Regions from separate parts of the Homo sapiens genome. Here region 1 is linked to region 2. The links are chromatin contacts, found by Hi-C or POLR2A ChIA-PET in ENCODE. All regions are on one chromosome and are shown on one strand. Each heading gives the region's core, a stretch centred on a gene start or an enhancer-like site at or near the end of the contact. The rest is flanking DNA. Distances are from core to core; before and after follow the strand shown.

Evidence for each region. A loop is a pair of places that touch in the nucleus more often than their neighbours do. ChIA-PET counts read pairs that join two places held with the same protein, here RNA polymerase II (POLR2A). Pooled maps may share reads with other maps.
Region 1: a pooled map shows a loop between it and region 2 (5-fold over the local background). The contact joins the enhancer-like site here to the promoter of LINC02084 in region 2. A Hi-C loop is called at or near these places in 1 of 50 pooled maps. POLR2A ChIA-PET finds 5 or more read pairs at or near these places in 5 of 52 experiments (A549, A673, H1 and 2 more).

What each region holds. Positions count from the first base shown.
Region 1 is chr3:27,532,581-27,535,716 of GRCh38, reverse strand. No RefSeq gene overlaps it. Among named protein-coding and RNA genes, the nearest start is that of SLC4A7, 50 kb to the right of the region's middle. RefSeq lists a silencer at 1,565-1,859 and enhancers at 1,227-2,170, 2,171-3,113. Within about 2 kb of position 1,281, at least 26 of the 41 ENCODE cell types and tissues checked have a DNase peak (open chromatin) inside an H3K27ac peak, as active enhancers do.
Region 2 is chr3:27,710,764-27,714,208 of GRCh38, reverse strand. LINC02084 (long intergenic non-protein coding RNA 2084) reads right to left here and starts at 1,290. Exons shown (of 2, transcript XR_007095851.1): 1 at 1,167-1,290; 2 at 1-1,052. It also overlaps the pseudogene KIAA1143P2. RefSeq lists enhancers at 1-120, 792-1,477.

The DNA of each region.
Region 1 (3,136 bases), core at 32-2,531, 180 kb after region 2:
ATAATTTTTTCTCCCCTAAATGAGAATGCTTTGAATCAAATAATACTTCTTCCTTCCGCTGTGTCTGTGCCAACAGTGGCAGCTGAGTTCATTTTCATTACCTCAGCATTGTTACCAAGAGTTTAAATAGGTTGACTAACATTTGGAACACCAGGACAGAGGCTCTGTTTTTCTGGGCTTTGTAAAATACCTAATATAGTGACAATATGTGGGCATACAGATATATTGTAATTATATACTAGAAATGACACAGAGTACCTAGACTCCTCTGGGTAGAAAAAAGCCAAGCTTTGATTTCCACACTCAAACCAGCTGAAAAGTCAGAGCTTTTTTTCATTTGTAATTCCTCACTTTCTGAAAGCAAACTGAAATGCCTGTGGCCAAATGCCTTCTCTGAGTCAAATCCAGGTTGAGTCCTCCATGAGCTCAAAACCTGCTCTGTGTGTGTGTGTGTGTGTGTGTGTGTGTGTGTGTGTGTGTGGTCATCTTGATTTCTTTCAACCATCTTAAATGGCTTGATTTATTGCCCAATGTCACTGAAATAAAAACTAGCCGTTAGGGTAGCCCAAATTGTCAAATCACTGGTTTTCAAGCTGCTGTTTTTTGGTTCCTGGTCCTGGCATGACACCGTGACTTTATAGAACATTCTCCATTGTAGAATTCTGGGTGGTCTTGAGGTCCTTTCCCAGTACTAAACGGTACCAGGCATAGCACCAATGGGAGGAACATCAGGAAGATGTCCTTTTTTTTTTTCTTTTTTTTTTTTCTGAGACAGAGTCTCACTCTGTCTCCCAGGCTGGAGTGCAATGGTGCTATCTCGGCTCACCGCAACCTCCACCTCCCAGGTTCAAGTGATTTTCCTGCCTCAGCCTCCTGAGTAGCTGGGATTACAGGCGTATGCCACTACACCTGGCTAATTTTTGTATTTTTAGTAGAGACGGGGTTTCACCATGTTGGTCAGGCTGGTCTCGAACTCCTGAACTTGTGATCTGCCTGCCTTGGCCTCCCAAAGTGCCGGGATTACAGGCGTGAGCCACCGCACCCGGCCGGAAGATGTCATTTCAAAGCCATGTTGTTCTTTCAGATTCTAGAGTTGATGGTTAACACTGGCAGTCCCTCCTGACTGCCCTCCCGACGCACACTCCCAGGCTAATGAGGAAAAGTCCTAGAGAGCAGCATCAGATGCTTGTTCATGTATAGAGTTTGGTCAACATCACCAGCCCCGGCCCTCCTCTAGCTGACAAACAGGCAGTTGTCTATTTTGGCTTTGACTAGACTCTACTTCCGTTTACCTCAGTCATATCCTTTTTAGATTTGTTTCTCTCCCTTCCCCCACCTTCCTCTTTCCCACTGTTATTTATAAACGTTATACACTTGTTTACAGAGAAAAGAACAAACTTTAAAATTAATTGTTGATACAATTGCCAAATGAATAATGTCCAGGTGTCCGCTTTTAAGCATCACAGGCATCTCTAGTCATCGCTTTTTAGTTGTTACCCTAGGATTGAGAAGACCAACAGCAGGAAAGGTGGTGACTCACACTCAGAACCCAAAAAACAAACACCCACTAATGACTCACACCCTGGAACCAGGGAGATTTTGAGACTTTCTTTTGCTGAAAAAATGCATATGCAAACAACATTCCCATCACCAGGAGGCCAAGCTGGCTCTTCCTGCACGGAATGGGGCTCTGCTGAGGTGGCTGCGAGTCAGGGATGTGTCACCGACCCAGGGATGGAGTTTACTGGGTTAGTAGATGGAGGGCAGCTAAAACTAGAATTTCTTCTTTGCTTTTTTCCAAATGCCTGCTGGAGAAAATCCGATGTATCCTGTGTGAGTCAGTTGTGAGTGTATCTGCTGGGATAAGGGCAAGTTAAGTCACCACTCTCCATCCCCTCTGCTTGTTTTAATTGTGATTTTAATTAGCACGCAGGTCATCTGAGCAGAGGTGTGGCCTTTCATCTGAATGTGGATTTTCTGTCTGTGTGGTCCTTGATTGGCTACTTGGATCTTATAATGATAAAAGAATTTTTAAAGTACCTTTTCTTTCCAAAGTTTAGGGCTTTACTGAACTTTAAATATAAACTTAGGGCCCTCTGTTTATATTTAGATAAAAAAAGAATTGTGAAGATAAAGGATCTTTTGTGGCAAAGTGCTTTGAAACCCTGAGATGAAAGGGAACCCGTAAAGAGAAATTAACCTCATTTATTTTTTAAGCAGCATTTTGCTGCGTGTGTGGACAAATGTAATTTGAGGCAGCTTGAATTAAGAGCCTTGTCTTCACTCCACTCATAACCCTCCCTGTCTCCAACTGAGTCGAAGCACCTCTTTTTTCTTTCACTTCTCTATTCCTCAAGCCAGAGCTTGTCTGGTAGGGAAGGCAAATTCAGGCTTGTAATCCATCCTCTCCCCCCAGGTCTGACTACTCCCTGGCTGGACTTCCGCAGGGGCACCCAGTCCCCTTTGTGGAAGATCCAAAGCTCAACACAGAAAGGGAAAAGCAAGATGTGTGGAGTGGGAGACTTGCTTGGCTTTGCTTCCATTACTTTTGAGAACTCTCATTACATTCCTGAATCCACTGATGCATAGGTGGCAAAGCATTCAAAAGCGCTTTGGGGCAAGACTACTATTTAACTGAGACACACTGGTACCACCACGCCTATTACTAAAATATTAAAATATTTATATTTTGATTTGTAAATAGCCATTGCCCATGCCTTCACCATTGTCAAATATTTTTAATTGTACCAATTGTTTGTAAGCTAGGAGAGGGTTTACCTTCTTAGTTTCACACAGTGTTTAGCCTATCTTGTATATACTAATATGCATATTATGCATAGTATTTGAAATGCATATACTAATTGGTTAGGGGAAGAGAATGCAAAATTCCAGCTGCGTTTTTAGGCTGTCAGGGTAGTGAGAGACCAGTTTGGAGTCTCCCTACAAACTGTATTTGAGTGCTTCTAAGACAGAATTTAGAACTCGAGTTCTCCCATTCATTCTCTTTGGGATTCTGAACCAAGGGAGGGCACACAAAAGGATCGGTGACTGGATAGGAAACAATACCCTTCTACTTAGGAAGCACCAGCTGAAGGCCTAATAACCTCTGGGAGTCTGTGCTGGAGGCAAGGCCCAG
Region 2 (3,445 bases), core at 41-2,540:
GGTTTGTTTACATTCTCCGCCAGGGTCTCCTAGTATGCACCGGTGCAGGCGGTGTTCCCTGCCCAGGGAGGAGATACTGGCTCGGGGGTCTGCTGGCTCGTCCTGGTTCACATCTCCGTTCTTGCCCCAAATAAACAAAAAACCACAATAAAATCAATAAATTGCAATGAAACAGGAAAAAGCAGTGCAAAGAGGACCTGACTCGGAGTTGGAAATACTGTTATTTGCCGTTTTCCACTGGTGTTCTTTCCATCACCAAACACTTTTTGGTTGTTGGTTTGCGAGGGAAAAAAGGAAGAAGGGGGGAAAGCAGCCCACATGTAGCCTCTAGAATTCTTTTCTGCTCTGGAGAGAATTCGGAGCAGGACCTTCCTCCGGTCCCCACCCCGCCCCGGCACGAGTTCGCTCTGGGTGGTTCCAGAATTCCTCCTCCTGGGTGTAGAAGCTGGGAATTGTCGGGATGTAGAGTAGCTATCCTGGGGGTGGAGTGGGGAGCCGCAGACGTCTGGAAGGGAAACTGGGAAAGGTGGGAAGAGTCAGAAAGAACTTGAGGAGGAGGGGAAGCAGCAGATTAGCGCGCCATATTTTCAGCCCATGTTTGGGCCGGATTTGGAGCCGGTTTCAAGTCTGCAGCAACGTATCTTCCAAACCTTCAATGGAGAGTTTCGAGGCTCCAAATCTGTTTTTGGTCCCGGTTTCCCTTTTTACAGCCGTCTTTGATTCGCTTTAAACCTAGGTGAAAGCAGACTCACGGTCTTCCCTCTCCTCTGCAGTCTCTTCTTTCCGAATTAAACCTGCGTAGGGGGAGGAATGTAATTTTTTAAATCTCTGCGGGTGTCATGGAAACGCTCTGGAATAAAAACTTCCCCGCATTCCCTTTGATTTTTATGGACATTCAGCTAACAGTAGGAACAAAAATTAAGATCTTTCCTTTCCCATTCGCCTGGACACTTATCTTTCCGGCTCGCGCCGCCGTGTCCTCTACCCGGCTACACAGCGACTCCAAAAGTTTAGCTTTCACCCCGCGGAGATTTCGACAGCTCTGGGAGGCTCTTTTTAAAAGGGAATTTGGAGAAATCTGTTGCTGAGCACGATTGAGTCCCACTCTATAAAATACCCATCACCCCGCCGTCATTCCTCAAGTTTACGCTTTCAAATATGCGAACCCCAAGGTCCAGCCCGGGAGTAAGCCAATCCCAGGACCCGGTCCACCGGCGCGTGTCTTGAAAAGAATGTCGGAGGTCAGATTCTCTCCTACCGCTTAGAGGCCTCGGCTCAGCGCACACATTTGGGGTTCGCAGGGCTTCCGCGCGCCGGAACCCGACCTGCGCTGGATTTTCTTCCGGGCGCAGGAGCTAAGCGATATCTTGGACAGTCTGAAGTTACAGGCACCTTTTTCTTCTCCCCCCTCTCCCCCAACAAGACGATGGGACTCCAGCCTTGCTGGTCATCGAATTTCTCCTTATTACGACTTAAATGAAAAGTAAAACACGAGACGTGGGCGAGTGCGCACACACACATCCACCCCCTTCTTCAACTCTGGGAGTCCTCTGTGTGTCGCCGAGGGCACGTATGGAGTTCGCCAAGGGAAGGATTCAGCTGCCCAAATGCTAACCAGGCCCTCAGCAATGGTCCCTAAAGTGCCCCCGCGTCACATGGATCTCTGACCGCCGCCGAAGCAATGCATTATTTCAGGCAGCATTCCCCTCCCACCAAATACACATTAAGAGACACGAGTTTAATTTTCCCCTGCCTCCTTGAAAAGCTCCGAACCCCTTCCTATAAGCCCTTGTGGGGACAGCAGGGCTTGCACAATGACTTTTGTAACTTTAAGTTCTACCCAGGTTTCCCCACACAGTTGGAGTGGAGGAGGACCCCACGCCTCACCCTTGGCCTCCAGGTCCCGCAGCAGAGTTTCCGCGCGGGTCTGCAGGCTCCTCTCTCTTCTGGGCCGCGGGCAGCCTTCGCCATCTGGTGGCCATGGAGAGTAAGGATCTCCCCAGCCGAAGAGAGCTCCTCCACTCTTAAAGCTGCTGCTTTGTCAGGTCCTGAACAGTTCCGTCAAAAAAAAAAAAAAAAAAAAAAAGAAAGAAAAAAAAGGACCCAGTGGCGCGATCTCACTGCAACCTCCGTCTCCCGGGTTCAAGTGATTCTCCTACCTCAGCCTCCCGAGTAGCTGGGACTACAGGCGTGCGCCACCACACCTGGCTGATTTTTGTATTTTTGGTAGAGGCTGGGTTTCACCATGTTGGCCAGGCTGGTCTCCAACTCCTGACCTCAGGTGATCCACCAGTCTCGGCTTCCCAAAGTGCTGGGATTACAGGTGTGAGCCGCTGAGCCCCACACTCCTACGCTTCTTTAAAAGTTTTTTAGTGTAGGGGAAGGAGCCTGGAATTTGGAGTTCTGTGACTTAAGTTCTAGTCCGCCGCCCCTTACAGCGGCATTGTCTTTAGCTTCACTGAACTTCATTTCCTCATCTGTGAAGTGGGGATTCCAACAGCACCTATCCCGGCAAAGAGTACTGAGAAGGAAGAAATGAGATTATAAATTTAACTGTTTTGTAAACTGTTGAGTAGTTCCGAATATTAGTAGGTATCACTAATTACTAATTTTATAACATGTATGATAGTAAACTTAGATGCATTAGCAAAGGAAAGTTTTTATTAATTCAGAAATAATTACAAATATTATGCAGTTTGAAAAAGTAGAGAGCAATGGACCCCCATGTGTCCACTACCAGCTACAATAACCATCAATCCATGGCCTCTCTTATTTCTTCCTGTAATCCCCACTCCACTCTTTCTGCCACGAATCCCGAAATTCCTGTCCTCTAATCCACAATTATTTCCGTACACAGCCCTTAAAGAAAAGGACTCTTTTAAAAAAAAAAAATATATATATATATATATATATATATATATATAACTGTCATGCTATTATCTCATCTAAAAAATCAACAATCATTTCTGAATATCGGGAAATATCCAGGTACGTTTTTCTGGTTGTCTCATAAAGTTGTTCTTGTTATTCTTTTTGTTTGCTTGTTCCTTACAGTTGTTTGTTTTAATCAGGATCCAAACAGGTCCCACACATGTGATTGATGTATCACTTAATTCTCTCAGTCTAGAACTCTCCCCTCTCAACTTTTCTCTTTTATTTTTCCTTGCAATTTATTGAAGAAATTGGGGCATTTGTTCTGTCTAGTTTTCCAGGTTCTGGTTTTGCTGATTGCAGTTCAGTAGTGTTAACATAGTCCTCTGATTCTTGTTTTTCCAACAAAGTGGTGTTTTATTGATCTGATCTAGATTCCACTTTTTTTTAGTAATAATATTTTATAGGTGGTAATATTCCATGAGGAGGCTCATGATGTCCAGTTGTCTCTTTTGGGGGCAGGTCTTTGTACATTGATGACTGTCAGTTAGACCCACTATTTCATTAAGGGGTT